2 separate regions of the Homo sapiens genome follow, and region 2 is linked to region 1. A link is a loop called in an ENCODE intact Hi-C map of the cell type or tissue named here. Cell type or tissue: HCT116. All regions are shown on one strand. Links, peaks and the distances in the headings refer to the core of each region. The heading gives the core; the rest is flanking DNA.

Region 1 (15,701 bases), core at 3,520-11,519:
GGGATAAGGGGGGTGCATGGTGATGGGGGAAGCTGCGGCAGGCACAGGGGTGGTCCCGCTTTCCACCCTGGCAATCTTCCACACATCTGGATCCCAGCTGCTGGCCCTGGCTTCAGCAATTCCCTGACTCCACTGATGCTGATGTCTTCTGCATGGGAGTTGGGGAGGGGGGCTTCCCGTGGGAGCTTAGGTCATCCCTCTCCCCTTTCAAGGATGGTCTAGAGAATGAATCCATCTGTCAGAGGCATCCAAGAAGAAAGGCCTGGGCCAGGATCACATGGAAGACCCTGAAGACAGGATCGGGTCTTGCCTGCCTGGATTGAACAGAGACGCAGTGACCAGTCCCATCTGCTCCCACCCTGCTGCCCTCTGAATCGAGAGTTTGAGGCCATGACCAGGGTAACGTTCAGCTGGTAGAGACAACACAACCCTGCTGGCTGTTTAAGCCATGCTGGAGTGGTGCTCACAGGGTAACAATTGTAAGTATTTTGAATATCACCTCTTAATCAAAATTAAGATCAATAGACATTTCAGTTTCTGGTGTCTAGCCTCACCTCCGCCTCCCACCACCTCTGGCTGCCACCCTTTACCTGAGCCTCCCAGCCTCCCTCAGCTCTGCCCAGTGCACCTGCGCCCTGAATCAGGGCCCAGCTTCTGTAACCTCCTCTTTATGGCCATCTTCTGCCCTGTTTCCCACTGATAGTCATCGCACCATCCACAGGCCACAGTGCTCTAGAGTTAGCTGGGGAGGCCTGGCAGCAGGCCTGGGTGGTAGGCAAGGGTGGGGTGGTCCCGCTGATGCCATCTTATCACTCCTCAGCTGAGTGATGAACAGAAGCAGCACTTGAGCCAGACTCTGACCAAGAACTGCGGGCAGGCTAGAGCCACACAGATCCCCGCCTCAGTAGACCGGCTGCAGCAGGAGGTACACCATGCCCTATGGCCTTGAAGGCCAAGCAGACACAGGTTCAAATCCTGACTCTCTTCTTTCCTGTCTGTGTGGCCCTGGCAAGTTACTTACCCTCTCTGAGCCTCGGTTGCCACATCCCTAAAATGAAGCCTCTTTAGGGTATGTGAGCATTAAATTCGGTCACACCTGTAAAGTCCCTACCACCGTGAGAAGTGCCTGCTGAAGCCTGGTTCCTCTCCCTCCCTCTCCTTGACTCCCTCCTCCAAACCCACCCCTGCTGTCTTCCCGTTCTGGGTCCTGGTGGGCAGGAAGCTGGCAGTACCAGGAGAACTCCATCTCCTGCCAGGATCTGGGCCAGGAAGCCTCTCTCCGGGTTTCTCCTGTCTGTAAGGCTGCCTTCCTTCTTCCCTGGGGAGCGGGGAGCTGAAGCCCCATAAAAGGGAGCGCTACCCGACGGGGGTATTTCAGCTAAGCCACCAACAGAACTCCCCAGTTGTGAGCCAGCAGGCAGGATGCTGAGGGACAGAAAGGTGGTCTCCTTTCCAAGAAAAGATGCGGCAGATCCCTCCAGCGAGGCCCACCATCCTGCCAGACATAGGGGGCGGGCAGTGGACCTCAGAGCTGTGCTGTCCAATACGGCAGCCACCGCCCACATGTGGCTATTTACAGTTAAATTAAACAAAATCCAGTTCCTTGCTCGCACCAACCACATTTCAGGCACTCAGGAGCCCCAGATGGTGAGTGAACGCGGAGCTGGGCAGCACAGATGCAGGACGCTGCCTCCATCGCAGAAAGTTCTCCTGGACGCCACTGTTCCAGATCCTGATGGGTTTGTGTCAGAAAATCCAAGTCTGCTCTACCCACCTGCTCTGGTCCCCCTCTCTCTGCCACCCCACTCCCCACCCTCACCCCCTGGGCCTGGGGCCTTGGTCTTGGCCCAGGGAACGTCAGGCAAGTGGAAGACATAGACGTCATGAGCTCCAAGATCCAGGGGCATCATGGCTCAGTGCGGAAGCCCTCACCCCATCTCCCCAAGACTCAGGCTCAGCTCCCAGTTGGCAGAGGGGTCTCTTTTCTGAAATAGTGGCCTAGGGCACACGTGTATACACAGGTGCACACCCACAGGCACACGTGTACCCCACAGACTTAGCCCTGGACTGGGATGGGGCAGCACACACCACTGGTCAGCCCTGTGCAAGACTAAGTGTGCAGTCACTGGGCCGCGCCTGTGAGGACCTGGGCGAGACAAGAATAGGACAGAATCCCACCCGCGGGCTCGCTCAGAAAGCCAGACACACAGCAGGCAACGTGCAGACAGTGTGAGGCTGGGGCACCCCCAGAATAGGGAGCAGGGGAGGGGGGGAGGGCTCCGTGGGGCAGGGGCAGGGTTTGCTTAGGTGGAGGGGTGGGAGTGGCACGAGGAAAGGTACCGCTAAGAGCAGAGGCGGTGTCACCGACCAAGACCTGCAGGGCACCAGTGCACGCGAACGCAGGCCCTCACACAGGCCGGGAACAGTTAGAACCCCAACCTGCATCTCAGGCAGGAGACCGACCCCCAGAAAGCAGTGGCTGCAGAGCCAGGGCTAGCGTCAGGCCTCCCAGCAGCACCCCATGGATGTAAATGACACGGGCACGCGCACCTGCATTCACACGACGATGATCACAAAAGTGTCTCTCATTAACTGCGGGTGCTGCGCCAGGCTCTCTTCTAATTGCTTTCCATGAATCACCTCTTTCAGTCCGCACGATGGCCCAGGGCGCAGGTCCTTTTGTTGGCCCCATTTTACAAGCAAGTGGCCCAGCAGTCGTGCGGCGCCAGCACACACAGACAGAGACACAGGGATGTGTGAGGCCGCGTGACTCCCTGCCCTCGCTGCGCCAGTCCCTGCCCTGTCTGCTGCAGTTATGTTCGGCCAGGACGCCCAGCACCCCCGTCCATCCCTGTGGACGTTTCCTAGCCCTGGACAGAGGATTCACCCCTTCCTTCTCTGGGGTTCACACACAAGCTTCCATTGTCTTCTACTAAACTACAGTAAATGCTACACTACTTCAGGGCAGGACTGGTGCCTGACTCATGTTTGTTCACTCCAGGCACATGGCAAACCTAGCAAAACGCTGGTAGCTGAACTAATGAACTAATACCGCTCCGCCCACCCAGCCCCATTCCCACACCAGAGACAGCCTCCCAGCCGCTGTGTTCTGTGGCCCGTGTAGGGACTTGGAGTCTCAGGGCCCTGACTCAGAAGGGCAGGAAGTGGCCTGAGTCCGCTGCCTTTGAATTGCTTTCCACCCTGGCTGGCACTTTCCTGCCCTGGAGTGGTGCCGACGACCCCGGGCCTCACTCAGCATTCACACCGGCCCCTCTGGCCAACACTGACCTGCCCACACCGTGGACTCTGGGACACCCTTTGTGTCCCTGCATGTCTGGGGCTCTGAGGTTTCACCTGGGAACCCCTGGCAAGGCTGGTCCCTGTCCCCGTGTCCTGCCTCCTGGATGACCAGGGCCTCCTTGCCCCTTGTGGCTTGTCACCAGCCTGCGTTCTGTCAGGCAGCAGTACACAGCCCCCCTCTCTGGGGACCCCCCCCTCCATCTTGCCCACCTCACAGACCTACCCTGCCCCCAGGACACCCAGCATAATCTCCTTAAAGGACCTGGGTGACTGCAGGTAGCAGATAGGTGTCCTGCGGGCAGTGCTGGCCCCCAGAGACCAGCTCTCTGCTCAAACAGGGAAGGCAGAAATCGCAGGGAGAGCAAAGAGGGGTTGGGTATTTGAATCCTGTGTCGTCGGCCCTGGAACCCCACACAGGCTTCTCACCTCCAGCCTCTGCCTCCCCCTGCAGTTCAAGTGCTACGGATGCAATAGCTCAGCGACTGGCAGCGCAGCACGTACCTGCTGTCGTGGGAGGTGAGAGCCACCAGTGCCCGACAGCGGCTGCAAGGCAGTGGTGGCGCTCTGCAGCCAGCCGGCCCACCCCTCCAACATCTGCAAGGGGGTGGTAAGTGCCCCAGCGCAAGCTGGGGACAAGGAAAGGGCCCCAGCCTGGCCTCCAGGAGCCCCCAAAGGGCTGGGGTCAGGCAGATGGGTGTGGGAATAGCAGAGCACACATGATTCTTGGCCATGAGCCCACAGTGCCAGGCCCCTCAGACGCTCTACAAAGCCCTGGGACAAGCAGCTCCTGCTGAGAGAGTCCAGGGCACCATGGCATGCTCCTGGGGCCACCCACGAAACCTGTGAGCCACTCAAGGCCAGGTCCAGCCCATGAGTCCTCTGGTCCACCCTCTGCCTCTGCCATATGCACCGGGACGGCCAGCCCTTCCTCCCCACCTGTGCCTGCTTCTGAGCCAAAGCCATGACACCTGCCCTTCCCTTGCAGGGAGGCTGCCTCACCAAGCTACCTGCTACTCATGGGGGCGATGGGCATCAGGGTGGCCTGCCTGGAGGTGAGTTGCAGTTGGGAGATTAGGAGGAAGGTATGTTGCAGTTGGGAGATTAGGAGGAAATACTCACTCGGGATATTAAACTAGGCTCTGAACCCGTCTCCAGCGGCAGATATCTCCAGTAACTGGGCTGGCATGTCCGTGCCCTGCGCTGCTCTCTTCTCTCAGCTTCCCTTTGCAACCAAGGCTGATTCCCACAGTCAGTCTCTCCCCCAGAGAACATGAAGGAAGATGCCTGAGGGACAACATTAACTTGTCAGGAACAGGGGCCTGGGAGGAGTGTGGATGTGGGCTCAGGTACGGGCATGCACCTTGAGTGTGTGCATGTGGGGGTCAGTGTGCAAGCCTGCCGTGGTGTGTGTGGGTCCGTGGGGGTCCCCATGTTCCCGGGTCTATGTGGGTGGGGTGGTATGCACTGTGTGTGTTTAGGGTGCTTGTGCATGTGTGAGTGTGTACATATCTGCATTCATTCCTGTGTGTGTCTGCGTCTGTGTCTGTGTGTGTGTGTCTGTGTCTGTGGGTGTGTGTGTGTGTGTGTGTGGGTGTGTGTGTGTGTGTGTACCATCAGCCCTCCATATCCACAGGTTCTGTATCCTTGGATTCAACCAACCATGGAATAAAAGTACTAACAAAAAGGATGGTTATGTCTGCACTGAACATCCTTGTCATTACCCCCTAAACAATACAGCGTGACAACGATTTACATAGCATGTGGATTGTATTAGGAATTACAAGTAATCTAGAGATGATTTAAAGAATGTGGGAGGATGTGCAGACGTCACATGCAAATACTGCACCATTTTATATCAGGGACTTGAGCATCAGTGGATTTTGGAATCCAGAACAACTGTATATAAGTGCGCGTGTGCGTGTGTGTGCGTGCGCGTGCGTGTGCGTGTGCTTGTGCACACACATTCCCCTGTGTACATCCAGCTCTCTCCCTGAGGATAAGCAATGCCCTTGGCTCCCATTTCTCCCTTCCACCCAGTCCCCCTGCTGCCACCCAGGAAGTCAAGGTCACTCTCTCAGGCTGCTGTAGTCAAGGGTCCAAGGGAGGGGAGCCAGGAAGGAATCCTCAGAGGTGAGAGCCCCCGCAAGTGTAGGCTGTCCTTCTAGAAGGGGCCCAGCAGTCCTGCTGTCCTACCCAGCCCTTCCCCGTCCAGTGCTATGAGCACCGTCTAGGGAAGAGGAAGAGTAGTGCTTAGGCCTCAGAAGACCTGAGTCCAGTCCTGGCTTTGCTCCTGTGTGACCTCGAGCTACTTAACTTCCCTATCCCTCAACCCTTCATCTGCAAAATGTGAATAATTTCTTCAACCTCCTAAGGTCTAAATAAGAATAAGGTGATGCCTGTGACCCACTTACAGCACATGGCACAAATGAAAGCCTCCGTAAGCCTTTATCCAGCTGTCCGCAGACTTCAGAGGATTTCCGATACTTCCTCTCACTGGGTCCATACAACAACCTGAGACCCAGGCCAGACAACGAGTAGCGTTCTCACTTTACAGATCAGAAAGTTGAGACCCAGAGAGGCAACTTGCCCAGGGTCTCACCCCCTGAAATGGCGCCCCGATCTCCTGATATTGGCCCTTCGCTTTCGCAAACTCCCTACCCCGACTCAGAGGTCTGTGGGAAAGAGAAGCAAGGGATGGTGGCCTTGGCTGGCTTGGAGAGACTCCCAGCATAGGGTCCTTTCAGATGATGGTGCCAGCTACCCACATGGTCTGTGGGCCTGGAGGGTCCAGCTACAGCCTAACATGCTGGGAGGAGGGTCTCTAGCCTTTGGAGGGACACTCACCTTGGTTCTGCCACCTGCAAGTTGTGTGACCTAGGGCCATTTATTTCATCTCTGAGCCTCAGTCACTGATTTGTGAAATGGGGCTGACCGGACCTCATCTGGTAGCTGGTGATGGGAATTAGCAACACCCATGGAAGTGTCTGGCTCACTGCTGAGCAGATAGCAGGTGCTCAACATGTGACACCATCATTTGTATTCTCTCTGCAAGGGCACACTGTCTCTCAAAAAAAAAAAAAAAAAAAAAAAAGCCCCAGTTTCTCCCTGGCCAGACCAGCCTGCTCCCCTTCATCCTCACTCACCTGCAGGGCCAGGGAGCCCAGGTGGCGTTAGCATTGCCGCTCTTTTGCACCTCCCCAGGGCAGGTCTTCTGTCCCATGTGCTGAACCCCAGAGGAGTCACCACTGGGAACTGGGGCAGGGCTGCTCTGTGCCACTGCACCAGGCTCAGCTGAGGTTTCCAGAAATCTGTGACTCCCCGTGCAGAGGGGGCCTGCTCTGTATGGACTCCGACCAAGCCTGGCCCACTCTGTCTATTTCTTCCTGACCTCTCCAGCCCCGAGAGCACATAGAAGCTGCCAGATGAGGGCAGTGAGGCCGAGGGCCGGCAGTAGGGCTGCAGATGCCCTGAGCCCTAAGGTCAAGGTGGATGGAACTGCTGTGTAAGTCTGATGCCGAGGAGACCAGGTCGTTGGGCTTTCAGGTGAGTGGACGCTTTCTCCCCACTCACAACCCCCACCATGCAGTCTCTGCTCCTCCATGGTCACTGTGGAATGGCTCCTGATGGCGCTCAACCCCTTGCCCTGTTTTCTCCCCTGCGGTCCACTGAGCCAGCCCTGCGGCCGCCAAGTCTCAGGTTAGAGCTCCCTCTCGCGGCCGATGCTGGGCACTACATTGCCCAAGACCCAGGTGGGCCGAAGTCTTGAGAAAGGGCTCGCAGTCATCGTCGCCAGCAGGCAGACACCAGGCACCTACCTCCCCGACATACCCAGCCTGGTACCTCGAAGACCAGTAGCCTTGAGCTACACTTGGGATTCCCAATACAGTTTCAAAACCGTCTAGCTCATCTTTCAGGAACCTTCCAGGGTTCACATTCTGATTTTTCAGTAAGGTTCTCACCTCTGTGACCAATTACCTTGAGACTGATGTCCTGCACCATCCTGGAGTGTTGGGATCTGCAGGTCGTGAAAAGGGAAACCAAGCAATCACTTTGGAATGACTTCCTGGAACTTCCCTGGCCCCTCCTTCGTGTTCTCTGATGACAGCCAGGAGCTGACTCAGAAACCTCATAAGAAGCTGAAGGCATGACGACTTCCCTGTTAAAAAAAAAATGTCCCACGTGTGGCCGAGTGCCACACCCAGGCAGCTGCCGAAAAAAAGCACCAGACACCATGCAGCTGGGCCCCAGGGCCCGGCCCAACCCGGTTGGCCTTCTCCGGCACCTGCAGGGAACTTGTCCTGTCTTGTCTCTGCTCGCCCCCTGCTGGCTGCCTGGAGCCATTCCGTGCTGGTTTCTTCGCGTCTTCTGTCAGGAGAGAGATGCTGATGCTTACTCAGGGATCCGGCGGGTCAGTATCCTGTGCCCTCTGCACGATTCAGGGTGGGGGTGTGCGCGTGTGTGTGTGCATGTGGACCCACATTGATGAGTCTGGCCCATACACCTCCACCCTTATTGGACCTCTCCTGGGAGCACCCTGGGAACACACATCTCATGCAGAAGTGTGTCTCTTGAGAGCCTAGCTCCTCCTGTCCTCCCCCAGCATCAGATGTACACTGTACGAGACGTGAATTTTGCTTACAGCACAAATCTGTGCTGGCCTAACAGCTCCCTTCTGGCCTCCCCCTTAGCATGGATCAGAAAGATCCAGAAAGTGCACAGGAAAATCATCAACCCATGAGGTGGGGACAGGGGAAGAGGGCATGCCGCATAACACCTACGTGGGTGGAGGGGCTGTGACAGCCACTTGCTTAAGCTGGTGGGACATGAAATAACCTCCTAAGCCACATTTCAGCTGTGACCCTGAGGCCCCGAGGTGGATTAACAGAGCCCTCAGCACCGAGTCTCCAAGCTGAAGGCAGTGGTCACACTCCCTGCTGCCCTCCAGGTTTGGAGGGATGGAGAGGAGAGAGGAGGGGAAGAAGCTACCTTCTTCACTAGCCTTGCTGAGAGACAAGTGGGTACGGCCCACAGGCACCTCCACCAGCCTGCCCTCTACATCCAGATTCGCAAGGTCAGGGCGGCAGCAGCAGCTGGAAACATTGGGGAAAGTCGGGGTGTTGTTTCTATACTTAGGGGAATCTACTGTCACCCCAGGTGGCACGGGACATTCACGGGGCTGCTCTAGCCCAGTGCCCCTCTCCTGCAGACAGAGTCGAGACCTGACAACAGGTCATCATCATTATCAGGATCATGATGACATTATCCCAGTGCATCCTTGAGTGGGAGGGAGGAGAGGAAGAAGAAGGTGGCGGGGGGCAGGGGGTGTCCATGAAGAGCAAGGTGGGAGAATAAAGGTCCTCTGTGTTTTAGAAATGGGAAGTGAGACGGGGCGGACAGCGACCTTCCCAAGCCTGCGCGTGCTTTGGGTAGGATGCTCCAGCCCCTTCCTGTTCGGCCCCTGGTTGCCGACAGAGGGGCTGGCAGGCGGGACTCCTGCGGCTGGGCTTGGCGCTGCCTTCTGTGCTCACTGTCAGAGCTGATGACAGCTCTAGGGGCTCCTCCCAGAGTCTCCGTTTCCCCCATGGCTCTTGCACATGGCAGAGCATCCATAACGGACCTGAGTTTTGTTCCGGAGTCTGAGGGCAGCAAAATACAGGCCGTTTCCCAGAGAAGAAGGCGGCTTCAGACAGCTCTGATGAGGGAGCAGAAATACTCACTCGGGATCTCATTAAACTAGGCCATTTCTGGAGAAGCCCTAGGACCACAGACCCACAGCATCGACGGGGAGCTTGTTAGGAACGAAGACCCTTAGGCCCCCACCCAGGCCTGCAAACTTGTAATAAGGGGGTCCCCGGGTGGTTTATGTCCATTAAAGTGTGTGACACCCTGCTCTTGGACAGTAGTTCTTGGAGTGCGGCTCCCCCACTTTCACGGGCATCACCTGGGAGCTTGTTAGAAGTGTGGAACCGCAGGCCCCACCCCAACCTAAGCGGGAAGCTGCCCTTTCTCCAGGCCCCAGGGGACTCACATGTGCACTGGGCATGAGCAGCACTGCTCCAGAGCCCTGATGGCTGACAGCCTCAGGGAGTTCTGATCTCTCTTTGCTCCTTTGCCCTCTCCACCTGCAGGATGGGTCTCATCTGCTGCTTGCACCGAGGCTCCAGCGACATTTTTACTCATGGTCAACTGCGTCCCCTGCCAACTGCCCTTCGAAGGACAGGCGCCACATCCACCTGCCAGGCCTGCAGCATTAGCACCAGCTCCACTAGGGCCACAGATGCCCCCTCCTCTGTGTCCAGCCCCTGCAAATGCACCAAGTGCCTTAGACCATGGCTCCCCACCTAGGCGGGGACCCTCAGCCCCCTCCCCTCCATTTCTGAGCCCTCACAGCCAGAGCCTTGGCAGGAGAAGGACCCTCACCAGGCACGGGGGTGCCGGGGACCACAGGAGGGTGATATTTGGGCCCTCTGCTCCCTCCCAGCTCCCAAACCTGGGACAAGGCTGAAAACCCGGGTCCCCTGGGATGCCTGCATTCTGGGCAGGATCCCCACCAGTGCTCAGAAGCCCTCGCTTTGCTGTCCCCTCTGGGAAATGCATGGGGTGGGACAGGTAGGAGTGGCTCTTCCCCTAGATGACCTAGCTAGCCCTTCAACCTGCCTACTCCCCACACTGCCTCACCTGGAAAGCCGTGTCCTGCTGGCCTCACTCCTTCCTGCAGGGCCTGGAGGTGGGGAGGCCAGAGGCAGGGCAGTCACAGGCTGGGTGGAGCTGCCAGGGCAGGGATGTGGGGTATGCTGGCCACACTAGCACATGCTGCACCAGGAGCAGAGCCCTGCACCCTGCCTAGTGGCTTTCCCAAGAGAAACCCCTCTGGGAGACCCTGGCTCCAAGCCCCGGCCTCTATAGTAATATGCCCCTCGGGGATCTCCTGGTCTGGGGCCTGATTCTCAGGAATGCCAGTGGGTTTTTTGTTTTTGTTTTTGAGGCAGGGTCTTGCTCTGTCATCCAGGCTGGAGGGTAGTGGCGTGACCAGGGCTCACTGCAGCCTTGACCTCCCAGGCTCAAGCGATCCTCCCAGCTCAGCCTGCTGACCAGCTGGGATGATAGGCAGGCACCACCACACCTGGCTAATTTTTTAAACTTTTTGTAGAGATGGGGTCTCCCTATGTTGCCCAGGCTGGCCTCAAATTCCTGGGCTCAAGCCATCCTCCCACCCTGGCCTCCTATAGTACTGGGGTTACAGATGTGAGCCACTTCGCCCAGCTGAGGCATGCCTGGTTTCAAAACTATCTTCAGCTCTTAATGTTGGTGGGTGTAAAACTCATCCCAGCGTGGACTAAATCACAGGCCCTGCAGAGTTGGAGGGCTGAGAAGGGGCAGCTCTGAATACAGGGGATCTGCCCGAACCTCACTTTTCCTGGGGCCCCTCTCCCCAACCCTGGGGCCACCACCGTGTTGCTTCCAGAGGGTCTCGCTCTCCTTCCCTTTTTCCGCCCGTCCCAGGCTGGATAGAGTCCCTTCCTTTGGTCCTGTCTTGCATCTGTCTTGAATTAGGCAGGGAGTTTTCAGGAAGAACTTTCCCAAATACTAAGGGAGAACAGAGAGGAAATCCTATGAAATACAGAGTATTCATGCTGGCAGTCTCATGAAGGGTAGGTATCAACTTTTGCGACAACCATAGGTACCCCCCTAAATGGCTATTACAAGTGGGCACCTTGAGCATAACACGGGAACCCCACGCCTGGCCTCCATACCTCCCAGGTCCTGCACTTCTCCCCAGAGGTGGGCCCTCTTCCCCCTAAAGCACAGCGCCTTGTGATGCGAAGGCCGAGGCTGGGAGAGGTCACACCTGGTCTCTCCACATGTTCCAGCTCCCAGCCTGCTGAGCACAGCCCTTGCTGACCTGGGCTGGCCCTGAGGAGGGGTGTGCTTGCTCCCGTACACAGGAGTGACCTGAAGGCCCCTCACTGTGGTCACAAACACAGCCCTAAACTGTCCAGAAACTGTATCCTCAGAGCGGGAAGTGCCCACGTGGACAGAGAGAAAGCCAGCCTCTCGGGGCAGATTGCCGCCTCTACTGTGAGGATTCTCCAGGGGCTACCGAGAGGCTGGGCTGGTTTATCTCCTCTGCCTAGAAAGGCCTGGGGTGGCCAATGTGAACTCATTAAAAGGAAAACCAGCTTTCCCAGAAATGACTGCTCCACGGCCAAGAGAAACAGTGTGACGTGATTATCCTTGCTGCCCTCCAAGCTGGGCTTCGTGCAGATCATCGAAAACTGATCGTGACTCCCCAGAGCTCTGAAGTGCTGCATATCAACTGACAAGACCTACAGACTGAGGGCTGAGAAAGAGGGAGCGTGCTGGGCCAGGGTCTTGTTCTTCCTGGTGGGGCACCAAGAGAGGCAGCAGTGGGTAGGAGGGCTATGGTTTGACCTGTCTGCCCTGGCAGGGATGGGAGACAAAGGTGGCAGCCCAGGAGAGCCTGCCCCGTCGGCCCCAGCCCCATGTGTTGGGTTGGGCCAGCCTGACTGGAGGCAGGATTAGCTGTGATTCCTGCACTGGCGGTTGTCCAGCCCAGATTTCCGTTGGGGAGATTGGCTGGTCCAAGCTGCAGAAAGTGGTAGGACAGCCCAGAGCTTCTTGGAAATACGACCTCCATGTCCAGGCCAGCAGCCTGGGAGATGAGACAGGGTTGGAGGAAACAGAGGCCCAAGACAGGGCAGGTTCTGCCTAGGAATGCACAATGGCTGGAGTCCAGAGCCCAGGATGCAGCCCCAGCTGGGTGTAGCCCTCCTGCTGCCCAGGGTGGAGATGGATGCCCAGGGCAGGTCCTCCCGGGCCCCTGCTTGGAGGCCAGCAGTCTTGAGTTCCTTGGAGAGAGAGGACATGCCTGTGGAAAGTCATCACCAGTCCTGTATAGGGCAAAAGCCTCCTGCCCACCAGGGCCTGGGCAGAGAAGCAACAGGTACTGGGATCCCACACAGCTCAGGCCAGCACGTCCACACCCTGCACACGCCATGCCACCATTCCCCAAGGGGCGGACACCAAGACAGAAGGGTACGTCCGTCCCTGTGTCCCCCGCATGACGAGTGTTGGTGGGAGGCAGGGAGTGGACAGGGATGGAACCTGGCCTTGGGGGAGGGGATGAAGTGTGTGTGCCCATTCCTCTCTTTCCCCCGCCACACTCCCCGACAGTCTAGCCTCAACCCCGGGAGCCCTCCAGGCAGGGCCACCTGCGGGGTGTCTGGCGAATGCCTTGTACTTACTGAGGGCCTGCTGTGCACTTAGAACGTGCTACTTGCCGTCAGTACATTCGCTTGCAGTTACTCCAACAAAAAGGTATTTCCCCCATTTTACAGGTGAGGAAATTGAGGCTCAGCAGGGTTAAGAGGCTTGCTGGTCAGCAATAATGGCTGTTGTCTTGCCACCCCAGCCGGGTAGAAAGAAGCAAAGCTGAGCTGGGAGCCCCCTGTCCTCCGCGTCCCATGGTTCTCCATCTCTGTAACAAGTGCTCAGGCTGAGGTTCAGAAACAAAGTGTCCCTCAGGGCACCATCCGATAGCAGCAGCTTCGGCACCCCCTCCCACCAGGTTGAACGGAATCTGGCATCTGGGCCAGGTGCCAGCTGCCCTGCACATGTGCGTGGTGCAGAAGCCTAGCTTATTTCAGGCTGACAGCCGGGCCCCCCTGGAGCAGGGGCTCAGGCAGCAAGCGAGCCTGGCAACAGCCCGGCCCATCGTCTCAGGTGCCAATGCTGGCCCCGCAGTGAGAGCAGGGACTGGCCCTCAGCCCTCGGAGCCTTCACACAGGGTGTGGAATCTCATGCCCGTGTGGAGATCACTGGGGGTTGGAGAAAACCTCAGGTCACGCCCCCTGCCAGAGCCAGCCTGGGCAGGGAGGGGACGCCTGGGGGTGTGTTGACCACCTCCCCCTCAGGCGACACCCCTCTCTGCCTTCTTTCTCCATGCTATACGAAGCGCCTGCTGCTGCCGGGGCTCTGGGGTGGACACTACTTTCTGTTTTGGGAAGTTCACCTTGTGCACGGCCAAAGGCCCTGACAGCCAGAAGGGCCCAATGTGGCCCTGGGGGCAGGGGGGCCATGGTATGTCAGTATGATGTGCCCGGGACCCTCCAGCCCTGTTGCCAGCTTTGGTCTCAGAGTCTGCCACTCCGGGCCCCTCTTCAAGGATTTCAGGCAGGGGCAGTGAGGTGGAACAGTCACCATCACCACCACCCACCCTAGGACCTGCCTTGAAAACATGCTCCGTGTACTGGCCACTCTGAGCCTGAGGAAGGAAAGGGGCTTTGACTGGCTGCAGAGACAACCAGTCTCTGGTACCGCCGCTGGGTGGTGCTTACATCTGCTGAGAACGTCGTGACCAAGCGTCTAAGCCAGGAGTGATCAAACTTGAGTCAGCATCACCTGGGGGGGGATGCTTTTCCAGATTGCTGCCTCCACCACCAGAGTTTCTAATCAGGAGAAGCAGAGCAAATAACTTGCATTTCTAACAAGTCCCCAGGGGCTGCTGCTGGCCCTGGAACCACACTTTAAGAACCACTGCTTTAGACCACGCCCCAGGGACACTGCCACCCCCCTCAGGGTTTAAAAGTCCCTCAGGCTGCCCAGCTGCAACTGTCCCCCTACCTCCATCGTGGGGTTGGGGATGAAGCATGCCGCTATGGTCGCTCACAGCCGACCAGGAAAGCCTTCGCACTGTGCATCTGTGCGGCGCCTGCCCTGCCCTGCCCTGCCCTGGACGGCTCTTGGATGGTCTGTGGCCTTGGCCAGGAGACCCGGTGGCTGGGTCCCTTCCTGGAAGGAGACAGATTACACTCCCCAGCCTGCTTTCCCACCACCTCCTATGTGCCCTGGGAGAGGCACGACAACATCCTTGTTGCTCCCTTTTCCTACTTTTTTAAAGTTTTTTGTAGAAACAGCGTCTCCCTATGTTGCCCAGCCTGGTCTCCGATTCCTGGGCTCAAGTGATCCTCCTGCCTCAGCCTCCCAAAGTGCTGGGGTTACAGGCATGAGCCGCTGTGCCCTGCCTCCCTTTTCCTGCTTCAGCACATGGCCCAGCCCATGCTCCCTGCCTCCCATGGGCCTTGCCTCCTCCTGCTTATAAACCCGGGACTCCCCTTCCCCAGCCCGCCCTGTGCAAGTGCGGCTAATCCTTCAGGCAGCCCAGTGTCAGCAAGGCCAGATGGGCTCCTGGAACCAGCTGGCCCATGGATGTGGGTCATCACAGTATTCCAGAAACAGAGACGATGGCTTAACCTACTGCATATAGAGAAACTGCTCTCATTGTAAACACACCCCTCTCCATAGCTGACCTCAGTGTAAGCCCAGCTTCACGTGCTAGGGGCATGGTAATGAATAATAAAGGATTCTATCTAGACTACCTCTGTTGATTTTTTTCCCTCCACTGCGAGGAAACCCCTGCCATCAGTTCACCAAATGTATGGTGACATCCTGAAGCCACGTTAGCTGTGGCTTCCCCCTGAGTAAACCCGCTGGCCACATTGCGCAGGGTCCTGCTTACCCTTCTGTCAGCTCTGGTCATGATTTGTTTGAATTGACTTCTTCTGCTCACAAGTGTCATTAGCTCCTGGCTGTCAGCGAGAGCCAGGCTCAAACATGTGTACTTGAATTGTGTTCCTTGTAAAGCTTTCTGTCTCTGGTCAGTCAATATCTTCACACCGTTTACCAGGATGCGCAACCAGCCTGTTAAGAAATCTGCGGTGAGCCTTTCCCCACTTCGTGCACGGCCCTCTGCCTGGATGCAGGAGAGGCAGAGTGTGGGGAGAGGTCACAAGCAATGGGGCTCCCCCTGGCTGAGACACACACTCCTACTGCCACCTGGACCCCCAGACGACCTCACTCCACAATGACAGGGTTTCTCCACCTTGGACCAGCTGGTTCGTCCTCATCCCCAGATCCAGAGTTGGACACCTTTTCATCTCAATGCAAAAAGACGAATCTTTGCTGAGGCCATCAGGCTGCCCAGCGCAAGGAAAAAGAAATACGCTTTCCCTTCTATGACATGGACACTCATTCTCTCTCATTCACTCTTCTGTCTAGAAAACTTGCTTGAGGTGGGGTGGGAAGCCTGAAGAGTACCCGGGTAAGCGGAACTCAGGGGATCCCCAGACAGAGGGGTGGGGGTGGCCTGGGAGGCAGCTGAGAATGGAACCGCACACCTGGTGTGGTGTGAACCCGACGCAGCCTGGCCACGTGCTGTGTGAACAGGTGGATCCACCCGAGGTCCAGCGGGGACCCGCTTCGCACGAGAGCCCCAGCCCTGCCCCGCTCTCCTGTGTCTTCAGGACCTCCTTGGCCAATGTTCAGTCGTTCACTCAACGGCCACAGCAGCAGCCTCTGACTGTCTGGATGTTGAACAGGGG
Region 2 (15,701 bases), core at 2,884-10,883, 67 kb before region 1:
ACTGTCCAATTTGTTTCAGTTCCTATGTCATTGAAAAATGCTTGCATATTTTGCATGCATTCTTCTTAATGATATATCAGTGTTTATTTTGGTATGAAAAGTATCATTAGTAAGGTGACTGGTTCTGAGATAAATATACAAAAATTTACATTTCATCATGGATCAAGGGGTCAGATAGCATACTAGCTTTCATACCCCCACCTACTGAAAGTCCCATCAAATAATAGAAATTAATTGTTGAAAAAGAAATAGAGTTATATTGTTGCTGGAAATTAAGGAAGGATTCTACCTGTGGACTAGAAATATTAAGGATGATTTTTTTTTTAGAAATAGGTTTGAATTGATTTAAAAAAAAAACACACAGAGAAGTAAAAAACAAAAAACCCTCAAGCCAAAATAAGTAGGATGAACTACACAAGGCAAGAATAGCTCTAGAGCACCCCAAGTAATGAGTGATAAAATCCATGTGGAAGAAAGAGCCTGGGACGTCAGTGTTATCAGGTGAATAGTTCAGAACCACTGGGCCAGTCAGGTCTATCCCCTCCCAGACCTCCATAAACACAGAGCAATTTGTAGATAGCCTCCCAGGCTAAAGCTGTTGTCACTGCTCTCTGAAAGGAGAGCTCTGACTCAACAAATCCTGTGAGGTGGGGCCAACAGGCAGAGTAGGACCTCAGGTGACGTGGGCTCCCAAGAAGGATATAGTCCCCATCATCAGGGTCATGCTACACACAGACCCCACCTGTACAAGCACTTCCCCACAATCACTGGGAAGAGCAACAGTAACTGGTATAGGCAACAGGGATTTCCGTTTGAGTCCTGGAAAAGCTTTGTAGTTAGGTATCACAGCCTCTGCAATAGCTAGTTTTTAAACATTTTTGAGCTCTTCCTATGGTCAGGTAATTGATGAATTTATAAGTGTTGCATTATTGAAAAGAACATAAAATCTCTGATAAGTCAAAATGTTTCTTTTATGTAATTATTGGTCCGTATTTTTATTTGTATTAATTTAAATCTTCTTCAGTGCTGTCCAATAAAAATATAATGAGAACCACGTGTTATTTAAAATTTTCTGGCATCCACCTTAAGTAAAAAGAAACTGGTAAGATTAATTTTAGTAGATTTAACTCATCTAAAACATGATATTTTCAACATGTAATCAATATTTTAAAATATTAATGAGCTATTTGACTTTATTTTTTCATACCAAGTCTTGGAAATCCAGTGTATGTTTAACACTTAGAGCACATTTCAATTTGGACTAGCCATCTCTGAATGGTCAATAACCTAGTGACCATTGGCTGTACTACGTGGCTAGTGGCTACTACATTCAACAGTGCACCTGTAAATCCTTGGTTATTTTTTATCTACTTGCGCTATCATTTTTCTTTATACATTTTGAAGCTGTACACAAAGGTTCATGAATGGACAAGAACAAAACAAAAAATGTCTTCTTTGACTATCAATTCTTTTTGGCTTTGAATGCATTTTATTTCCTATTAATATTGGCACAACTTTTTCTTGGTGCTAGCATTTCCTGGGTTAATGTGTATATATTTTTCATTAATTTGTTTTGCAACTTTCCATCACTTTCTTTTTGTACGTGTCCTTTTGAAGAACATATAACTGCATTTTGTTTTGTTACCTAGAGACTTGCTATCTTTTAATGGAAATATTAACCAAATCGTATTAATTCTAAATATTGGTATATTTGGACTTACTTTTTCATATCCTTGTACTTTTTATTTGCTGTGCTTTCTTGTTGTTTCTTTTCTTTTTTTCCACTCCTTACTTTTGCTGGATTAATCAAGACTTTCGGCGTTCTGGTTCCTTTTCTTTTCTTTTGGCAGTTTAACGTTGATATATCCTATTTGTATTCTTTTAATAGTTACCTTTTTTTCAGCAGAAGAAAGCAAATAATTTCCAATGATATGTGACTGTTGGTTGATAACTATTTTAGTTTGTCCTTTTCTGTTAGTGTTACCTTTAATTTTGACTAACTTTAAGTTACACATATATTTTCTACTTGTGAAAAAACTTAAACATTACAAATGTGGTCAAATTCCTCTTTGAATACATCCCCAATACAAGTCCCTTCTCAAGAGATAATGGCTATATTTAAGTTTAAAATATATTTTCTGACTCTCCTCTCTCTCTTTCTCCCTCTATGTATATATACACACACGCACACACGTATGTAGCATGTATGTGTGAATGTATGTACATATGCACCTATACATATGTATGTGTGTGTTTGCGTCCATCCACCAAAAGAAATATTTTCTGTGGCTCCGTTTCTGAATGTATCCTGAAGAAATAGTTGAATAAGTAGGCAAGTATATATATGAAAGAATGTTTCATAACCACATTGTAAAATATTTTAAAAATTAAAACCATCCTAAATATTCATTAATAGGGGATTGATTAAACAAATCATGGTATATCAAAATATTGCATCAAAAATGATGTAATATATTCTTATATCCATTGACATAAAAAGACGACTAGAATATATTCTCAAACTTTAAAAATTCAAGTTACAAACACACACTGACACACATACACATCATCAAAAGGATATTCACCAACATATAGCAAGACAGTGATTCCTTCCAACAGATAAGATTCCAAATGAGCTTTTACTTTCTTCTTTAATATTTTATACTGATCAAATTTTCTAAAATGAGCACATATACATGTTACACTTTTGAAAATATTTGTAAAAACATTACAAAGGTAAAAACCTTATTCCCTTCTTTCCAAAAAATCTTAAATAAAATCCATGTTCCAGGAAAACTTGTGATGTTTATCCAAAGGCTTCTCTTTCTCCCCAGCAGGTGACCTTGGATCCAGAAGACCTGTCCACTAGTTACAGAAGCAGGTTTTTGAAAACTTCCTGGAGATGAGAGAGGATTAGCAGTATGTGCTGCACGTAGCAGAAATCTCCAGCTGTAAATATTTAAGTGTCATTTCGGGTGTTATTTATATATTTGCTCAGCTGTCTGTACTTATGTTATCTGTATCCTAGATGTGTTTTTCTATGTTTTGCCTTAGCTAATGCTCTCCTGGGAAAGAAACAGTCTGTGAAGTCCTTCGCGTAGAATGCCAAGAGAGCATGACAAGCAGTTGGACATTTGAGCAATGCTTTTGACACTCCTGATGAAGATCAATAATTATTTCAAGCACCAATTAGTGCAACTGATGTTCTTAGTGTCATTGAAAGCATGCCTGAGAACAGCTGGAAACCTCCTATTTCTGGTGTAATATCTTTCTCATGGGAATTACACCTGAGATTGTGAGGTTCAATTCTACAGTCATTTCTCTACCCCAGGTATTGTTGCAAAAATGAGCAGCCTCAGTCATCAAGTTCCTAGTCAAATGCAGATTGAACTGAAGCTAATTCAGCTCATCAACATTTAACCTCTGGTCATTCCTCAGTCCTGCTAGAAGAGAGAAAGGTGCTGACGAGAGGCTTTTTAGCTCTATTTTTCACATGGATGAAGAAACCAAGGCCAGTTTCCATTCTCTAAGACTGTAAAAAGAATCCTAGGAGGAGTTTCTCCCCATTTTTTATTGTATTTTATTGTATTTTACTTTATTTTATTTTATGTATATATTTGGTTTTGGTAAAGACGAGGTCTCCCTGTGTTTCCCCGCCTGGTGTCGAACTCCTGGGCTCAAGCGACTCTCCTGGGCACATGGCTCATGTGTAATCCCAGCGCTTTGGTAAGCCGAGGCAGGAAGACCTCCCCATTTTAAAGATGGGGAAGCGGGCCAAGTCAGACAAGCTGTCTCTGATCTGTATGCTGAGGGCATTGTTTCCTGTCTCCAAGAACGGAGCTGTTTTTCCCAGGAATGGCTCTGTCAAGAGTCTATACACAGAGTACTTTTATTAAGGCCACATCAGGACAGCAGCTTAACCAAGCAGGGATGTCAGGGAGGCAGGAGTAGAGGTTGTCAAGGGAAATTTTGTTATCTTGCAACTCTTCTAGGCAGTGGCCAGAAATTGTTTTGAAAGACAGGCTTATGCCCAGGGGACGGAGAAATCCAAGTGTTACAGCTCCTGACCTTGAGGGTTTATGTACAACCTGAACACTAAGCTAATGTGCCATGTATCCTGGGGATGCCAACAATAACAGGTCAGGCTCCTCCATGCCATGCACGTGTGTGTGTGTGTGTGTGTGTGTGTGTGTGTGTGGTAACCATCCTCAAAACAAAGCCACAATTACCATGGTATTTTCTGTGACTCCACTTCTAGGGATGGTTATAGATACTGCTGCTGCATGGTAAGGCTATCAGGCCCTGTGCTGGCATGCAGGAGGTCTCACAAGATCTATCCTGAACCTCCAAGTAGCAAGAGATGTAGGCCATTTCAGATAAAAGCAAGGATGCCTAAGTATTATTATTTTTACATTTCTAAAGGAGTATCTAGAACGTCCCTCACTCCTGCATCCCATGACAGATCTCTCCCATCAGATATAAAGGCAGGCAAATGGTACCAGACTGTGGACTGAATGCAGAAGCTGCTGGCACCCAGCTAGGGACAGCAGATGAGCTACAGGCCTGGCTGAGAGGCACCCGTCTCCAAATCTGGGATTTCCCTGGTCCCTCCTATTTTTCCAAATAAGGAACTACTCTCCCAGTTTGCAGATGCAGAAAATGAGGCCTAGATATAGCAGCTGCGTCCACCTGTTTGTGACGCAGCCAGTGCCCAGAGCTCAACGGAAACTACTAAGATGAGAGTTTGTGCAAGAAAGAGTTGCCCCGTGCATTATCACAGCGCACTCTCGGTTCGCTCTTTGGGGCACCCAACCTGACAAATAAACCTCGTTCCTCTTATGAACATAGAACAAAAATCAAAACGGGATACTTCCAACTCATATCTCATCTCCTTCATACCATTTCTAGTCCAAGCCAAAGCCCCATTTCCCTATTCATAGATGGACTCTCAGACTTCTCCCTCGTCTTCTTCAAGTGAGTTTTGTGAAATGAGATGGAACAGATGAGGATCTTTTTAGTGGTACAGCACTGGGGGCAGGCAAGCCCATTCCTTCACAGAAAATCAGGACAAAATAAAAGCCAAAATCCAAAAGTCTCAGAATTCCAATTCTAGACCTGTGTGGTCCGATCTAGTAGCCACTAGCCACATGTGGGGCCACTGAACACTGGAGAGGTGCTCCATGCAACTGAAGAGCGGGGTTTTTTATTTCATTTCATTTTAATTAACTTAAAGACTGATCATTTTATTCTGTTATTAGAAAGCATAGGTATATATGGGGCAATTTAGGTTTGTAAATGAGCTTCTTCAACCATCAATGTTATGAAATCTAAGTACAGATCGGGTATTTCCAAAGAAAATTTAGTGTCTGAACTTAGATGTGCAATACAGGTAAAATACACACCAGAGTTGGAAGACTTAGAAGGAAAAAAATGTACGGCTCATTATTAATTTTGTATATTGACACATCAATTTTAATGATATATTTTATTTAAAACATATCTAAAATATATTGTGTTAAATAAAATACATCATTGAAATTACTTTCACCTATTTCTCTTTTTTTTTACGTGTGTAAACATGATTCCTGGGAAATTGTTAATTGCATATTCTATTTTTGTTGGTTCACTACCCCAGACGTCTGACGTTCCCAGGGATGGTGCTGCAGAGGGAATATCCTGGTCCAGAGCTCCATTCATCCCTCGCCCTCTCATGTTGCTAAAAGGTCCCTCTAGACCATTTTCCAACTTTCTCTTTCTTCAGTACTGTTTTAATATTACTAACTTCAGGGAATATCAGCTTCCCTTCACCTTTATCTCACCGACAGCGTTGCTCTCCTCTGCCTCCTGGCTTTCGAAGATCCATCTTCTGCTACGAAAAACCCTCGTCTTCACTCCCCATTCTCAATGTTTTCCTTTAACACCACCTTCTCCGGCTTTTTCTGACAATTCCTATCTCTTGAAACAGCTTCCTTGGAGGTGGAGGGGAGAGGCATCAAATCACACGCCTACTCCTTCCTGCCTGTCTCCCACCATCACCCCTTCTTGCTCCTGCTGAGTGGTTCCCACCTCTGTTCTTCCCTCCATCCCACCTTTTCTCTGTTTCACTCACCCTTTCTCGGTGCCGCAGGATCTCAGGTTGGATTTCTAGGATACAGACTCTGCATGGAGATGGAGATCAGCCTGCAAGGGGTCTACTGGGGGCCTGACCAGCTCATGCTCCCCAGACCCGGCAGGCCTCCCTGTGGCGTTCACTCTGGCAGCAGGCCCGAATGGCTAGGTTGTCTCAAGCCACCTGTGCCCAGGTTGCTGAGCTGTTCCAGGCATTCCAGGAGGTCTACGGGGAGGCGGGGGGGCTTACCCCCATAGACCTCACTCACCTTGAGAGAGTGAGGAAAACAGGATTAGGCAGAGACTGAACTTGAACTGCGTTGCTTTCCACAGAGGCCTCGTCAGATCCCTCTGGAAGCTGTGGCTCTGGGGAGGCCCTTCGGAGTCCCCGTGAAGGAAATCAAAGAAATGAACCTTTGTGTCCCTGGATCAACCAACTGGATCCAGGATCCTGATGCCCCCCAAGGAGTGGCAATCTTGTCTACACAACCCACCACTCAAATAATTCTCTTGAAAGCCCCCAGAGATCTCCTGATTTCCAAATCTAAACCTGTTTTCTTGGGCACCTCCTTCCTGGTGTCTCTGTAGCCCAGGCCCCCACTGAACATCCCTCTTCTCCTGAGTTCTTTCACTCTGCACAGTCCCGACCCTCCCACATTGTTTCTCTCATGGGCTCCTTCCCCTCCTTAGACAGCTTCTGTCTTCAGCCCTGTTCTCTCTATCTTTTCTACCCTCTCGCTCCATTTCTTCTCTTGTCAGCCCAACTTCTTTCCAGATGATTCCAAAAATCGCATCTCTTGCCTCAGCCTCTCTCCTAAGAACCACAGGTCATTCCCACTGCATTTGCTGGATGTGTGCCCCTGGAAGAAGGTGGCCTGCTTCTCAAACCCGGCTTGCCCCACACGAAACTCAACCTCACATCACTCCAGGTCTCCTCCAGACTTCAGGTTTTTACCCCCTCACCCCCAGCACACTCCTCCTCCTGCACCGCGCACAGCAAGCTCTGGGGACTCCTTCGCGGCAGCTTCTGCATTCAGGTCTTCATCTCAGGGGACTGTGGCTGTCATCTCCTTCCCGCATGGCCCTGTGCGAAGCCTTTCCCAGCGGTCAGCTGCGGCATTGAGAGCACTGGTGCTCTGGGGCACAGTGGCGTGCTTCGCGTTCCCTGCCCCCCAGTAGCGGCCTCCCTGACCTAGCAACCTGGTATATGGATAACCCGGCTCGCTGCAGTCAAGTTTCAAAAGAACATGGTTGGATAAGCACAAGGCCACCGTTGCTCTGGGAAATAACCCACAATGCACGCCCCACTGCTAGGACAGACCCACTTAGGGACAGCTTTGCACCTCCACTGGGTGCAGGCAGGGACAGCTGGGCCCTACCGTCTACTCTTTTTGCTCCAGATTAGGAAGAATCTTGATTCTCCCTGAGCCCAGGGAATGCAGGGCCGATGGTCCCCAGGACCCTGAGAGGGACAGGGCAGTGATGGGAGTCGCGGGGCGGAGGATGAGGGGAGGGGAGGAAGGGGGCGTGGGGAAGCTCTATGTCATCAAACCTTGTCCCTAAAGTCCCTGGGAACCCCCAGGAGCCAACCTCTCCCAGGGGCCGACCTAGGCAGGAGACAGAGGGATCTGAGAGGGCGGGTAGGGCGGGGGCTGGGGGCTGCGGAGCGCGGGGAGGTTTGAAAGCCGCTGCGCCGCGGCTCATCAAGTCCATCCCTTCCCGCGCTCCCCGCAGGTTTCCCGCAGACAGTCGCACAGTACCCCTCACTCCACTTAATTCGCTCCGCGTGCTCTGAATCACAGAAAGGCAAACTTGCTAACAAAGAGGCGGCCCGCCCGCGTGCGGGGTTCCCGGGCGCGTCCCGCTGGCCAGGTGAGGACGGCGGGCACTGGGCACCGCAGCGGGGCGCGGGGCGGGCTGGAGGCGCGCGGACACTCCCCCGGCCGGCAAGGAAGGGGCGGGCCGAGGCGCGGGCCGTGTGCCGCTGGGTGGCCCTGCGAGCCGCCGCTCTCCGCCTCTCTAGGCTCAGCTTCCATCACCGCGTGGCGGAGCCCGTGTCCGGGCCAGGTGAGCGCGGGCGGCTGCGGCGGGAGAAGCGCGCCCGCGTGGGGTGGGGCGCCGGGGGCGGGGGAGGGAGGCTGGGGGTCCCGGCAAGGCGCCGCCACCTCCGCCGCCCGCAGTCCCTGATGGACCGTGGCGGGGCCGGCGGGCAGGGGGACGCTGGCTGCGGATAGGGGTGGGGCAGGCATCCCGGGGGAGTCGCGGCGCGTGGGAGCACGCGTTGGTGTGTGCAGGGGCCCGCAGCAGGGGGTCCTTAACCACACGCCTGAGTCCGCCTTCTGCACTTGTGCCTTGGGAAGAGCTCTGGGCCTCTGGGGGCCGTGTGCCCTCCCGGGACATGGCTGTCCCTCTTCAAAATGTCACTCTCTTCGCCCACCCTGAATTCCAGTAGCTGCCTCTTGTGCACAAGCATAGCCGACAGGCTCAAACTCGGCTTAGCTAGATGTGGACAGGTCGTGGCTGCCTGCCCCACGCAACACAGAGTCTGCTAAATGCAGGCACCTGCTGTGTGTGGTGCACGTTGTTCCCAGTGGGTCAGGCTGCCTGTACAGGGAGGTCCTGTGTTCCCTGGGCACGTCTGTGCATTTGTGGCAACATGATTATGCAGGCCCTGTCACCTGTTTGTGTGCCCATCCCTGCACATGCAGCTGGCTGGCTCCTATGAAAGGAGGAGGGTCTGGAGGTTTTGGGGTGTATAGCTTTCCTAGGCGATATGTGCAGTGTTAACGTGTGCATTGGCTGGAAAGTGTGAAAGGGAGGCGGCTCAATTGGGTTCGGCCGGACAGCATCTTAACATAGGTCTCAGCTGCTGTGTGTACAGGAATAGTGTCCCAGGGGTCTGCAGTGTGTGGCAAGTATTCTGAGGTGGGGTTGTGAGAAGAGGCGGCTTCTGAAAAAAGTCCTAAGTGCACTCTGGGGCATCGGGTGTATGCAGGCGGAGGGTGGGGTGGCAGGAGAATGAGGGTGGTATTAGGCCAGGGTGTGTTCGATTTGGGGGCAGCTTGTAGTGGAAAGCAGCAGCTGGAGTCTGGAGACCTGGATTTGAATTGGAACTTAGTGGTTGTCACTGTGTCATTCGCTTTGTTGCCTGGAAAGGTCGTCTGGGGCTCAGTTACTCTGTGTGCAAAATGGGACTGATAATCACTGGCTTATCTCCCAAGGAGGCTGGAAGCTCCCATTGGTCAATGCCTGAAAGTGCTTTGGCAGCAGTAAGGTTCCCAGGGCCAGGGGCACTGCTGGGCCACAGGTGCAGAATTGGTGGTCTGGGGAGTGCTTGGGTGGCCTGGAGCTGTTTGGTTTGTGGATAGTAGGCGAGCCATTTGCAGGCTGCTTCCTGTCATATTCAGCACAGCAGGAGTGTCTGACTCTTGCGTGTAAAATATGTATAGACCTGTGTAGTTTCTTATAGTTCTTGTATGAATGCCTTCTATAGCACAGGAGGAAAACTGGCTTTGCTGTCTTTAAATCGCCCTGGAGCACTTTGCCTTTCCAGAGAGCCATCCTCCAGATGAACCAGTGGGCTTATGCCCACCATCTTGCTTTTACCTTTATGCCAAATGAAGCAGTAAGGAACACCCTCCTGTTTGCAGCCGGAGAGATAGGAGATGAAGAAGCGTTCCCAGCCAAGGTCACAGATCTAGGGTGTCAACTGCAGGCCTCTGTCTTTTGCGGTATAGAGCCTTCAGATCCAGAGCCAGCCCTGGCCCCAGCTGAGGAGGGGAGGGGAGGGGAGGGAAGAGTCACGCCAGACAGCACCAAACAGCAGGACATGGTTTGGTGGTTTATCTGCCCTTGGATGTCACCTGTCACTGATAATTTTTTTTTTTTTTTTGAGATGGAGTGGGATTACAGGCGCCCGCCACCACACCTGGCTACTTTTTGTATTTTTAGTAGAGAAAGAGTTTCACCATGTTGGCCAGGCTGGTCTCTAACTCTTGACCTCGGGCGATCCACCTCCCTCAGCCTTCCAAAGTGCTGGGATTACAGGTGTGAACCATTGCACAGGGCCCACTGAGACATCTTTGTATGTGGTAGCTGTTTAGTAATGTCTGTGAAAGCGAAGAGCCCTGGGTGGAGGATGCTGGAAACCCAAGTCAGGTCCCAGCTGTGCCCCTGCCCGCCATGTCCTGGGGAAGGTTGCTTTGCCTCACTGGGTCTGCTTCCTCATTGGTCCAAAACAGGGCATCTTTCCAGATTGTCATTCTGATCTCAGCTTGTGTTTCACTTCCTCAGAGAGGCCTGTCCTTATCCCCATCTAAAGTGGCCACCTCCTCGTCACGTTCACATCACTTCCGTGATCTGTTTCCTCTGTGGCACGGGCCACCCTTTCTGAACTTCCCTTTGCCACGTCCTACTACAGTGTGAGCTTAATGAAAGCGGAGACTGCGTTTGTCCTGTCACCTGCTGGCTCACCAGCACCTAGACACAGTAGGTGCTCAAGAAATATGGTTGTGTGAATGAGTGAACAAAGAGGTTAACAAGGGGCTGGGGATGATGCATGCCTGTTTTTCAAACTGTGCTCCTAGGAGCTTTGGACGGGGAGAGCAAGCCCCATGGCCCTGGATCCCTCACACCAGCAGCTTGGGGTTCATCTAAGTTACATGCCGGCTTCCAGGTAGGATTTCCTTTGAAGAAAGTGTTCTCCCACTAAAATAAAACTAGAAAGCCATTGCACCAGAAGACTTCAAGGGGTCTTTTCATCTTTTCAGCTCCAAGTTGAAACAGTTGTACGGCACCTGGAAGTAATGCACACTTGGCCTTCTGTGAGGGTCACAGGCAGGATTCACGCACACAGAGTGGTTGTTCCTCGGCTCATTTCGGTTTGGCCATGGCATTGATCCACAGCAATTTTTATGCAACTGATTTAATTTCCTGAATTTTTGGTTGGAGTTAATATGAAAACGATTTTGCATACAATACGGTAGCAAGGGCTATGTGGGAACTCTGATCCATGGGAGAGACAGGCCCTGGACAGGGAAAAAACACAAAACATCTGCAAGGTGGAGAAACCACACATGGATATTTGATAGCTCCTTATTTAAGGTGACTGTGTTTGTCGTCGTCCTCTGTTGGGTATGTTCCCAGGCAGCCTGCCCAGATGTGCCTCATCCCCAGGAGATGCCCACTCAGCATTGTCTTGCTTGAGTAGTTGGCAGTGCAGGGGAGCTCTGCTCTCTGGGCGAGTGCTGAGCCTGCAGGACAGCCACGTGGTGCACCAGCCTTGGCCTGTATTTACAGCAGCCATGCATCCTAGGGTTTCCAAGCTCGTCTCCATGTAAAACATTGTCTCGTGCTGTTTTTTTCTATAAATACACTTGGAAATGGTAGGGCAACTGCTGTGTCCAACACTGTGCCCAGGTTTGGGGCACAGAACCTAGATTACCTCTCCCTTTTCTTCTTTTCTTTTTTTTTTTTTTGACAGAGTCTCACTCTGTCGCCCAGGCTGGAGTGCAGTGGTGTGACCTCGGCTCACTGCAAACTCCACCTCCCGGGTTCACGCCATTCTCCTGCCTCAGCCTCCCGAGTAGCTGGGACTACAGGTGCCCGCCACCACGCCCGGCTAATTTATTTGTATTTTTTTAGTAGAGACGGGGTTTCACCATGTTAGCCAGGATGGTCTCGATCTCCTGACCTTGTGAGCCACCCGTCTAGGCCTCCCAAAGTGCTGGGATTACAGGCGTGAGCCACCGCGCCTGGCCATTACCTCTCCCTTTTCTAAGCCCCATGCGAGGAGCATTACTGGCCATGCCCGCAACAGACAAGAGGGCATCATTGTTTTGTTTGGTTGGTTTAGGAGGGCTATTAAGGGAGATTGTGGAGACAAATGGAGAGAATATGGGAGCAAAGAACTGGGCCCTCTGTTCACTCCTTTTGACACTCCTTTGCTTCTTGTACATGTCCCCACTCTGGCTGACTTTGGTGTGTTTCTGGACTCACACACCACAGCACAGATAGAGTTGCAGAGGGGGCAACAAATATACACTGTGCACAAATATTCACCAAGTGTCTGCTATAAGCTTGAACCTCCAGGCCCTAAGAAATGCATCAGGACCCAGCCCCTGAATGCTGAGTGCTAGTTGTTGAAGAGATTAAACTTACACCCAAGAATAGGTGAGAAAACAGCCCAGTGCAGATTGAGTGGCACCCACCTGGCCACACCTGGAGCTCCCAAAAAGGAAAGGTGGGCAGAGCCTGCAGGCGAAGGCAGCAGGCAGCAAGGGTGGCAGGAGAGCTCAGCTGTGGGGGTAGATGGTCCAGGCGTGGATCCTGGCTATGCCCCTTCCTCTCCGTGAGAACTTCCCTGTGTTATGTGACCTCACTAAGCTTCAGTTTCCTCATCTGTAAATGGAGAAAATGACCTGTAACTCCTAGTGAGGTGCATGGATGCCTGCCTGAGCTGAACTCAGTAGAGGGTATGGAGCACCCAAGTGTCTGATGACCACAGTGAAGTGGTTTGGAAAAGGGCCCATGGTGAGGAGGGGGCTCTCAGATGGTGACCGCTATGGGATTGTCTGATGCTGGTCTCCTCTGTCAGTAGTCCAGAGGTCTGTGACCTCCTGCTGGTTAGGCCCCAGGCCAACCAGGCACCCCCTTTCTTCCCTTTCCAACTGTTACTTCCATGCTACTCCCCACAGACAACTATGGGAAGGAAAGTGTCTGCACCCCAACAGCCTCCTCTCCCTTCCTCACCGCTCATGTGCAAGCGCATGGCCCTGCTTAGAGCTGAAGTGTCCTTATTGTGAAATGCCGAAAATTGAGGATGTTACAGAGGCTCAGGAAATGTTCGGGAGAATTGCTTTGATGGTTCCCCAGTCTGTTCTGAAGCATTGAGTAGGGGCCCCCATTGATGGTGGCGTGGGATAAACCCTAGTGGCTCTCAGCCTCGTTCCAATTTACTATTGCTAAACATGGACTTCATCGTTTGAAAGACTTTTGTCAGCCAGACTTCCATATAAATGAGAATTTGACTCTGTATCTTTAAAATATTAATGAAAGGCCATATCACTAATAGTTTGGTTTTACTATCCAGTGTCTAGCTTTCTGCTTTATATCATTTACATTTTTAAAAACATCAGTTTAGGTCATTTACTAACAGAATTCCAGTGTGTTTAAAAGGCTCAGAAAGGGGCCGGGTGCAGTGGCTCATGCCCGTAACCCTAACACTTTGTGAGGCTGAAGCAGGAAGATCGCTTGAGCCCAGGAATTCAAGACCAGCCTGGGCAACAGAGCAAGGCCCCGTCTCCACAATAAGAAACATAATTCTATTCTCAGGTAGTGTTGAGGACTATTATTCTAAAACCAGGGTACAGGACAAAGGTCAAAACCCTACTACTTATCTATGAAAGGCAGCTATGAAAGAGAAATCTCTTTATAGCATTTCAAGAATATTTATGGAAACTTAAACTTCTACTTGCCAAAAAGGCTGTACAGTCTAGCTACCATACCGGCTATGTGGTTAAATAAGATAATGTAATTTTTTTTTCTAACTGACCTCAAACAAACAGGACAACACAGCTCACCTCTATCCTTTGTACTTTTTTCTTCTGAACCTTTTTTTTTTTCTTAAAATTTTTTTGAGTCTCACTTTGTCACCCAGGCTGGAGCACAGTGTCTTGATCATGGCTCACTGTAGCCTCAACTTCCCAGGCTTAAGCCATCCTCCCACCTCAGCCTCCAGAGTGGCTGGGACTACAGGCATGTGCCACTACGCCCAACTAATTTAAAGAATTCCTTGAAATGCCTAACAATAAGTTAAGAGGGATGAAAGGAAAAGGGAACTATCCATGACCCTATTTTTTTTTCCTTCTATGTCATCATTTTGGCGTTAGTGGTTGGTTAAAGCAGGAAGCAACACAAATGAGAAAGGATAGGATATCATAAGATTCCTCGGTTGTTCGTGTTTCTTAGAATGTATATCTTTCTGCATTTGAACAAAGTTCTGATTCCAACATAGAGTGTGGCTTTTCAGTGCTGTGAACGACCTGTTTACTCTGTCGCAGAGATCTTGTCTTGGGCTCACTTTGAGGTTCTCTGAGCTCCCATGCACTGTGGATCCCTGGAATTCTGTGCTCACAGGCATCGTGAACACCATATGCAAATAGAGAGCAGGAAGGCACGGACACACATATGCACATGTCTTCAGCTAATGTTCATGTCCCACTGTCCCACTGGACTTCACTTATGAGACACAAGTTCAAATTTGAAATTATCAAGAATTTCAAGATGCCAACAGCAGGACATTAAACCAAATGCAGGGTCCTTCCAAATGTGAGCCTGTGAGCCCACACATGTTGCACACCCATGAAGCCAGCCCTGCCTCAAGGCTTTGTGGTCACATTTTTAAATGGTGGCCCAGTTAAGGCAACACAAGTCCTTTCAACAGGTGGGCCATCCAAGGGCCCTAGGATTCAAGTTAGTCATTTGTATGTTTAGAAAATGATGGAGGCTTCCATTTCTATTAATATATCCAGATCTCCACCCTCCTGCTTTACGTCATTTACATTTTTAAGAGCTTAGGTGTTTTACTAACAGGTTCTAAAAGCAAATGATCGGAGTAGAGGTGGAATTGTCCATTTTGTCTGTCTGAGATTTGGAACAGATTGAAAAGTAAAAAACTTCTAGGAGTTCTTAGGCCCATTCAGATACTCACTTGCTGTTCTAGGCATGACCATTTTTATACCAAAGCTGAGCAGATAGGTTGGGATGAGGCAGGGCAGGAGGGAAGGAGGGAGTGGCTTAGTTATTGAGGGAGTACTCTTTGGGAGAGAAGAGAGGCACAAGGAAGAGGATGTGAGAAAGTGCCAGATAACTCCGCATTTGGGGATCCTTTTTTGTACATGCAGAGGCTTCTAAGCCAGGCTTTCCAGAAGAAAGAAACTCCTCTGTGTGGAGAGAGAGGGTGAGACAGGAAGTTAGAACTGGAAGCACTGGGAGAGAATGAAATCCTAGAAAGGCAATTAACACTTTCTGACAGCACTGAGCAGATAGCTAAGGGCTTTCAACTCGCAAGTACAGGGAATCAAATGCTAGTACACTGAACCAGAAAGGGGGCGGAGGCAGAAGGAAACCCCTCTCCTCTTTTTCAGAAAGGAGAACTCGGTTAGAAAGAGCAGTGATGGGTAACAGTAAAAGTTTGGTAAGGAGAAGCCACATTTGCATTGTACCTTTAATTCGTTTAAATTATCCACATTCACCTTGGTTTTAATTTATTGTATAAATAATGCTAATTGTGAGTAGCTATTTTCACCATTAAATTTGACAGATACGTGCCTGGTTGATGCAAATTCTCCAGGGCTCCAAAACTGTTTTTACGCTATGACCTGAAAGCTAAGAATTATTTTTTACATATTCGAAGATTTGAAACAAACAAACAAAAAGCAAAGAAGAATATACTGCAGAAACCGTATGTGGCCTGCAAAGCCAAAAATATATACTAACAGGTCCTTTATAGAAAAAGTTTGCTGACCCCTAATCTTTCCCGCATCAGCCTGGGGTTATCAACACCTAAGTCAGTTCAGTGCATGACACTGCTG

What was found. Hi-C counts contacts between places; a loop is a spot of excess contacts. Peaks named below come from ENCODE experiments on the same cell type or tissue, not always from the same donor. Only the 100,000 strongest peaks of a DNase experiment are listed, where the experiment ranks them.
Region 2: it touches region 1 in a loop (7-fold over the local background); 8 of 110 quality-filtered maps call a loop at or near these places.

What each region holds. Positions count from the first base shown.
Region 1 is chr12:3,291,988-3,307,688 of GRCh38, reverse strand. LINC02827 (long intergenic non-protein coding RNA 2827) reads right to left here and starts at 7,326. Exons shown (of 5, transcript NR_187483.1): 1 at 7,276-7,326; 2 at 4,420-4,584. LOC100128253 (a long non-coding RNA gene) reads left to right here. Exons shown (of 12, transcript NR_148995.1): 3 at 213-479; 4 at 821-925; 5 at 1,628-1,739; 6 at 3,752-3,907; 7 at 4,286-4,352; 8 at 6,697-6,843; 9 at 6,975-7,107; 10 at 7,248-7,708; 11 at 8,153-8,371; 12 at 9,038-9,175. RefSeq lists a silencer at 6,632-6,926 and an enhancer at 7,527-7,746. In HCT116, for the core only: CTCF peaks have their summits at 3,733 (motif pointing left), 7,025 (motif pointing left) and 7,650 (motif pointing left); DNase peaks (open chromatin) are centred at 7,058 and 7,508; H3K4me3 peaks cover 842 bases; H3K27ac peaks cover 1,261 bases.
Region 2 is chr12:3,358,533-3,374,233 of GRCh38, reverse strand. It overlaps LINC02417 (long intergenic non-protein coding RNA 2417), which reads right to left and starts at 6,126. Exons shown (of 3, transcript NR_146865.1): 1 at 6,110-6,126; 2 at 5,809-5,969; 3 at 2,633-2,949. It overlaps LOC100128253 (a long non-coding RNA gene), which reads left to right and starts at 8,112. Exons shown (of 12, transcript NR_148995.1): 1 at 8,112-8,175. RefSeq lists enhancers at 8,061-8,611, 8,612-9,164. In HCT116, for the core only: no CTCF peak of the experiment used is centred there; no DNase peak of the experiment used is centred there; H3K4me3 peaks cover 1,754 bases.